2 separate regions of the Homo sapiens genome follow, and region 1 is linked to region 2. Evidence: read pairs that join two places in POLR2A ChIA-PET (ENCODE). Cell type or tissue: Caco-2. All regions are shown on one strand. Links, peaks and the distances in the headings refer to the core of each region. The heading gives the core; the rest is flanking DNA.

Evidence for each region. ChIA-PET counts read pairs that join two places held together with the same protein. Peaks named below come from ENCODE experiments on the same cell type or tissue, not always from the same donor. Only the 100,000 strongest peaks of a DNase experiment are listed, where the experiment ranks them.
Region 1: POLR2A ChIA-PET joins it to region 2 with 5 read pairs; 3 of 35 experiments call an interaction of 5 or more read pairs at or near these places.

The regions. Positions count from the first base shown.
Region 1 is chr2:69,733,061-69,735,861 of GRCh38, reverse strand. It overlaps a transcript of ANXA4 not described here. Among named protein-coding and RNA genes, the nearest start is that of ANXA4, 7.7 kb to the left of the region's middle. In Caco-2, for the core only: no CTCF peak of the experiment used is centred there; a DNase peak (open chromatin) is centred at 1,301.
Region 2 is chr2:70,079,790-70,082,590 of GRCh38, reverse strand. PCBP1-AS1 (PCBP1 antisense RNA 1) reads left to right here. Exons shown (of 11, transcript NR_033872.1): 4 at 1,101-1,221. It also overlaps a transcript of ASPRV1 not described here. Among named protein-coding and RNA genes, the nearest start is that of PCBP1-AS1, 5.8 kb to the left of the region's middle. In Caco-2, for the core only: no CTCF peak of the experiment used is centred there; no DNase peak of the experiment used is centred there.

The DNA.
Region 1 (2,801 bases), core at 103-2,602, 350 kb after region 2:
TGTCTCATGGTAGCCAGTTGACACATTCTGAGTGGGAACTAACTAGCTGAGCCCAGTCAATCACCAGAATCATGAGAGATAATAATAAATGATTGTGATTGTTTCACACCCCTGAATTTTGAGTGTTATTTTTTGGAGCGATAGACAAGCAGAACACTGCCAGGTAAAATTGGGTTTTAGCCTAGACTTCTGAATCTCCTCTCTAAATACTCACTGAAATGGCCCAAGACATGCAAATAGGGGATTTTTTTTTTCCCAGAGTGGCAAGTCTCCCCTCTGATACTGCAGTTGAGTCCAAAGCTCATACTGCTTACTGCACAGCAGCCAACAAGTTGAGAGACAAGGTGTTGGGGCAAGGAAGATGACTTTGTTTCAGGGAGCCAGTAAACCAAGACGATGGTGGACTAGTGTTCTAAAGCACCCTAAGTCGATAGATTTTTAGGCTCCTTTTATGTTGGGGGAAAGGGGAACAGGGAAGGAGTTAAAGTCCAGAGGTGACTGGTGACCACAGACATCTGGGCATCAGCAGGGGTCCAAGGAGGTTGCACATCTTCTTTGTTCATAGTTAACTGCTTGTCAGATCCACCCTTTTCCTATAAATCTTTAAGATAGCATTGTTACTTGTGTATATACTTCCTTACCTCCTCAGAGGTCTGTTTCAAAAGACAGATAGTCATTAGTTCTACAGTTAAAATATAAAATAAATTCTTTCCATGATTAGCTTGGCCTACAGGCAGGAATGAGCAAAAGCAGTTAGCTTGTGAGGTTAGAAGCAAGATGGAGTCAGCTATGTTAGATTTCTTTCACTGTTACAATTCCCCAGTATCAAAGGTTCATTCCATAATCTTGTGGAGTTGGGGACAACAGGATGTTGTCTCTCATTTGGCTACTTTCAGTGGAACTGGGCAGGGTTGACAAGGGGTGACTGTGGAATGACACCTAGAAGGAACAAGTGAATGGGATTGTTTGAGATGTTGCTGAATACCCACTCATCAGTGAAGTTTGCTGGAATAAAACTGTGGGTACACTATACTCAAGTTGACACTACTAGAGGGCCCCTCCTATCTCAAAAACCGGAGAAACAAAGTGCTGGGATTACAGGTTTAAGCCACTGCACCCGGCTGGAAGATGACTTTTTTGGGGGGAACAAGCAAACTGAGAAAATGGTGGCCTAGTGTCCTAAAGAATCATCTTAAGTTCATGGATTTTTTTGGCTCCTTTTATGTTAGGGGAAGGGAGAACAGAGAGGGGTTAAGGTCTAGAGGTGACTGGTGACCACAGACATCTGGGCATCAGCAGGGCTCCAAGGAGGTTGCAAAACTTCTTTGTTCATGGTCAAATGCTTGTCAGGTCCACGTTATTGCTATAAATCGTCAAGACAGCATTGTTTAAATGTTGTGTGCATACTTCCTTATCTCCTCAGGGGTCTATTTCAAAACAGAGGTAATCATTAGTTCTACAGTTAAACTATAATCTAAATTCTTTCCATGATTAGCTTAGTCTACATGCAGGAATGCACGAAGGCAGTTAGCTTGTGAGGTCAGAAGCAAGATGGAGTCAGCTATGTTCGATTTCTCTCACTGTTACAATATTGGCAATGGTAGTCTCAGGAGGATGGCCAGGCCACGTCCAGTCTGGCTGCTGGCCAGTGAGGAGGAGAGACTAGAGGCCAGATAACCTTTGGCTCCTTGGGACAGTGGGTTAGCAAAGCCTTGAGAAGAAACTTTGCCAGGGTGACTTTCCTTGCCAGATGGCTTCCTCCACCATCCTTTCAAGCTGCTGGAAGGTACCCAACCCTGCAGCCTAGGATAATGAGAGGAAGATTCTAAGAGCATCAAAATAGACAGGCAGGGAGCCAAAAAGAATTAGCTCATTGATTCAGTAAGGCCAGATTAAAAAAAAAAAATAGCTCATCCCATATTGGAACAAATGCAAAGCATGGATAGAGTTTTCAACCTTCAAGGATGAGTAAGCATAAAAAATTATATAGAACTGTAAAAAAAATTCGGGAACATAAAAAACATAACACCTAAGAGGTCAAAGAAGAAAGTATTTTTTAAGTTTTACAGTATGAAGCAAAAGTAAATTTTAAACAGCTTCTGCTTTGTCTTTCATAGATTAAAACAGGCCAAAAATGGACAAATCTGAATATTATTATTCATAAGGCAGAATTAATATTTATGAACTGGACTAGAGTTCACAGAAAACACCTTATTTTCTTTTCCTGTCTTTTCTTTTTTTTTTTTTTCTAAGACAGGGTTTCACTCTGTCACCCAGGCTGGAGTGCAGTGGTGCAATCACTGCTCACTGAAGTCTCAACTTCCTGTGCTTAAGTGATCCTCCTGGCTCAGCCTCCTGAGCTGGGCTCCTCAGCTGGGACCACAGGCATGCCCACCATGCCCACCTAATTTTTTCTATTTTTTGTAGATGGGGTCTCACTATATTGCCCAGATTGGTCTCAAACTCCTGGGCTCAGGTGATCCTCCAGCCTCAGTCTCCCAAAGTGTTGGGATTACAGGTGTGAGCCACCAGGCCCAGCCAAATTGCAGATTTTTACCAACAGTTTTCTGGTGTTAGATCTAAGATGACAGCTGTTATAGCAGATTAATAGCTTAACACCAATAATTCTTCATGTTTTATTTTCCAGTAAATCTTAAGACTAATTCAGATGTTAATTTTCATTAAGTAAATAAACATTTTGCCTCAATATCCCTAAAGATGAAAATTTACTCTATCTACAAGAACAAGCGTTTTTAATAATGCTTCATTTTACTATTAAAGGCTATTTTTTTCAGTTGTCT
Region 2 (2,801 bases), core at 215-2,714:
TTACAGGCATGTGCCGCCACACCCGGCTGATTGTGTATTTTTAGTAGAGACGGAGTTTCTCCATGTTGGTCAGGCTGGCCTCGAACTCCTGACCTCAGGTGATCTGCCTGCCCCGGCCTCCCAAAGTTCTGGGATTATAGGTGTGAGCCACCGCACCCGGCCTAATTTTTTTGTTTTTATTTTTAGTAGAGATGAGGTCTTGCTGTGTTGCTCAGGTTGGTTTTGAATTCCTGAGCTCAAGTGATTCTTCTGCCTCAGCCTCCCAAAGTCCTGGGATTTCTGGTGTGAGTCACCATGCCTGGCCTATAGCTATTTAAAGTTGCCGTACTGGCCAAGTACTGTGGATGAGGTGGTGAGGCGGGTAGACCATCTGAGGTCAGGAGTTCGAGACCAGCCTGACCAACATGGCAAAACTGTGTCTCTACTAAAAATACACACACACACACAAATTAGCTGGGCGTGATGGTGCGTGCCTGTAATCCCAGCTACTCGGGAGGCTGAGGCATGTGAATGTGAACCTGGGAGGCAGAGGTTGCAGTGAGCTGAGATGGTGCCACTGTACTCCAGCCTGGGAGACAGAGTGAGACTCTGTCTCAAAAAATAAAAATAAAAAATTGCCCTACTAACGTAGCTTTTTTTTTTAAGTGGTTTCTTTTTCTCTCTTAAGATTTATCTTTCTATTTCTCTTTTATTTAAAGTAATAGTAGTCTGGGCACGGTGGTTCACACCTGTAATCCCAGCATTTTGGGAGGCTGAAGCAGGAGGATCACTTGAGTCCAGGTGTTGGAGACCTGTCTGGGCAACATGGTGAGACCCTGTCTCTACAAAAAAATAAAAACATTAACTGGGTGTGGTGGCGTGCACCTGTAGTCCCAGCTACTTGCAAGGCTGAGATGGGAGAATCACTTGAGCCCGGGAGTTGGAGGCTGTATTGAGCCATGATCGCGTCACTGCACTTCAGTCCGGACAACAGAGTGAGACCTTATCTAAAAAAAGAAAATAAAAAATAAAGAGTAAATTGAGAGAGCCTTTCCCCTGTTACTTTCTAGGTTACTACAGTTGGAAATATATCTGTTGAAAAATTTTTTTTTTTTTTTAAGATGGAGTCTTGCTGTGTCACCAGGATGGAGTGCAGTGGCGCAATCTCGGCTCACTGCAACCTCTGCTTCCCGGGTTCAAGTGATTCTCCTGCCTCAGCAACCCGAGTAGCTGGCACTACAGGCGTGTTCCACCATGCCTGGCTAATTTTTCAGTATTTTTAGTAGAGATGGGGTTTCACTGTGTTAGCCAGGATGGAAAATTTTTTTATTTGGAAAGGAGAGCTTTATTTCTCATAAATAAATGCCAGGCTGGGAAGTGAGCCTCCAGCCAGAAGCCAGAAACAGGCACTTCCAAGCAATGTATCTTACCCATATTGTAGATAGTAACAATTTGACCTCATATGCTGGTGACCCTGCACTGCTGTTAGGAGATCACTTCTTGGTTCTCTGAGAAATGTAAGAAATGTGTTGGGGTTGGTATAGCTGGGTGTGGTGGCTCACACCTGTAATCCCTGCACTTTGGGCGCAGAGGCAGGAGGATTGTTTGAGCCTACGAATTCAAGACAAGCCCGGGCAACATAGGGAGCCCCTGTGTCTACCAAAACAGTTAGCCCAGCTGCTGGGCAGGTTGAGGTAAGGAGTTTCAAACTAGCAGACTGCAAAGTGGAGGACAGGGAAGGGTATTCCAGGCAGAGGAAGCAAAGGCCTGAAGTCAAAGAAAGCACAGTCAATTGAGAAGTTGTAGTCATTTCAGAAAGATATGAATGAAGGATGTTTACATTATCCAGTTTTTGGTGACTATTGTTTTGCTACTTCACTAGTGTATATTATTGAGATTTGACTATACTTGCTAGAGCACAGAAAGTTAAAGGCTTTATTTTATAGCAATAATTCTCTTTTAAGGTGAAGACATCAGAAATTATACTTCCTGTCCAGAGATTCTAAGGAGAAAATGTAAATTAAACCTGACCTTTGAGTTAGCAAATGATTGATAACTCTCTGTCCTATAAAAAAAAGAAGGGGTGGCCGGGCACAGTGGCTCACGCCTGTAATCCCAGCACTTTGGGCGGCCGAGGCGGGCAGATCACCTGAGGTCAGGAGTTCGAGACCAGCCTGGCCAACGTGGTGAAACCCTGTCTCTACTAAAAATACAAAAATTAGCTGAGTGTGGTGGCACATGCCTACAATCCCAGCTACTTGGGTGGCTGAGGTAGGAGAATTGCTTGAACCTGGGAGGCGGAGGTTGCAGTGACCCAAGATGGTGCCATTGCACTTCAGCCCAGGCAACAAGAGTGAAACTGTCTCAAAAAAAAAAAAACAGAAGGGGCAGGGCACAGCCTACTCCTTTCTCTCTAACTTCTGAATCTTACCATGTTTTGCTTTGTTTTTGAGGAGGGGTATGTATGGAAATTTAGGGTCTTTGTTAAGCTGGTTAGGAGGTTTGAGTTAGAGGGGAGAGAAAGGAGTTCAAGAATGATTGCTACTTTATGCAGAACAAAAAAAATACATTTAAATAACTCATTTCTCTGATCCCACTTACTAAGCACAAGCAAGACTTAACGGATTTTGTTTCAGAGAGACAGTTACTTCAACCAGACAAAGCATTTGTTCAACATTATTCACTGTGTAATATTTGTTGTGTCCCGATTAAGAGCATTGATTTTTGCTTTTTGTATTTCTGAGACACGGATATAGCTGAATTAAATAGAACCCTTCTGTGTGTTCATTGGATAGTACTGGGATTTTTATGTGGATTAAAAG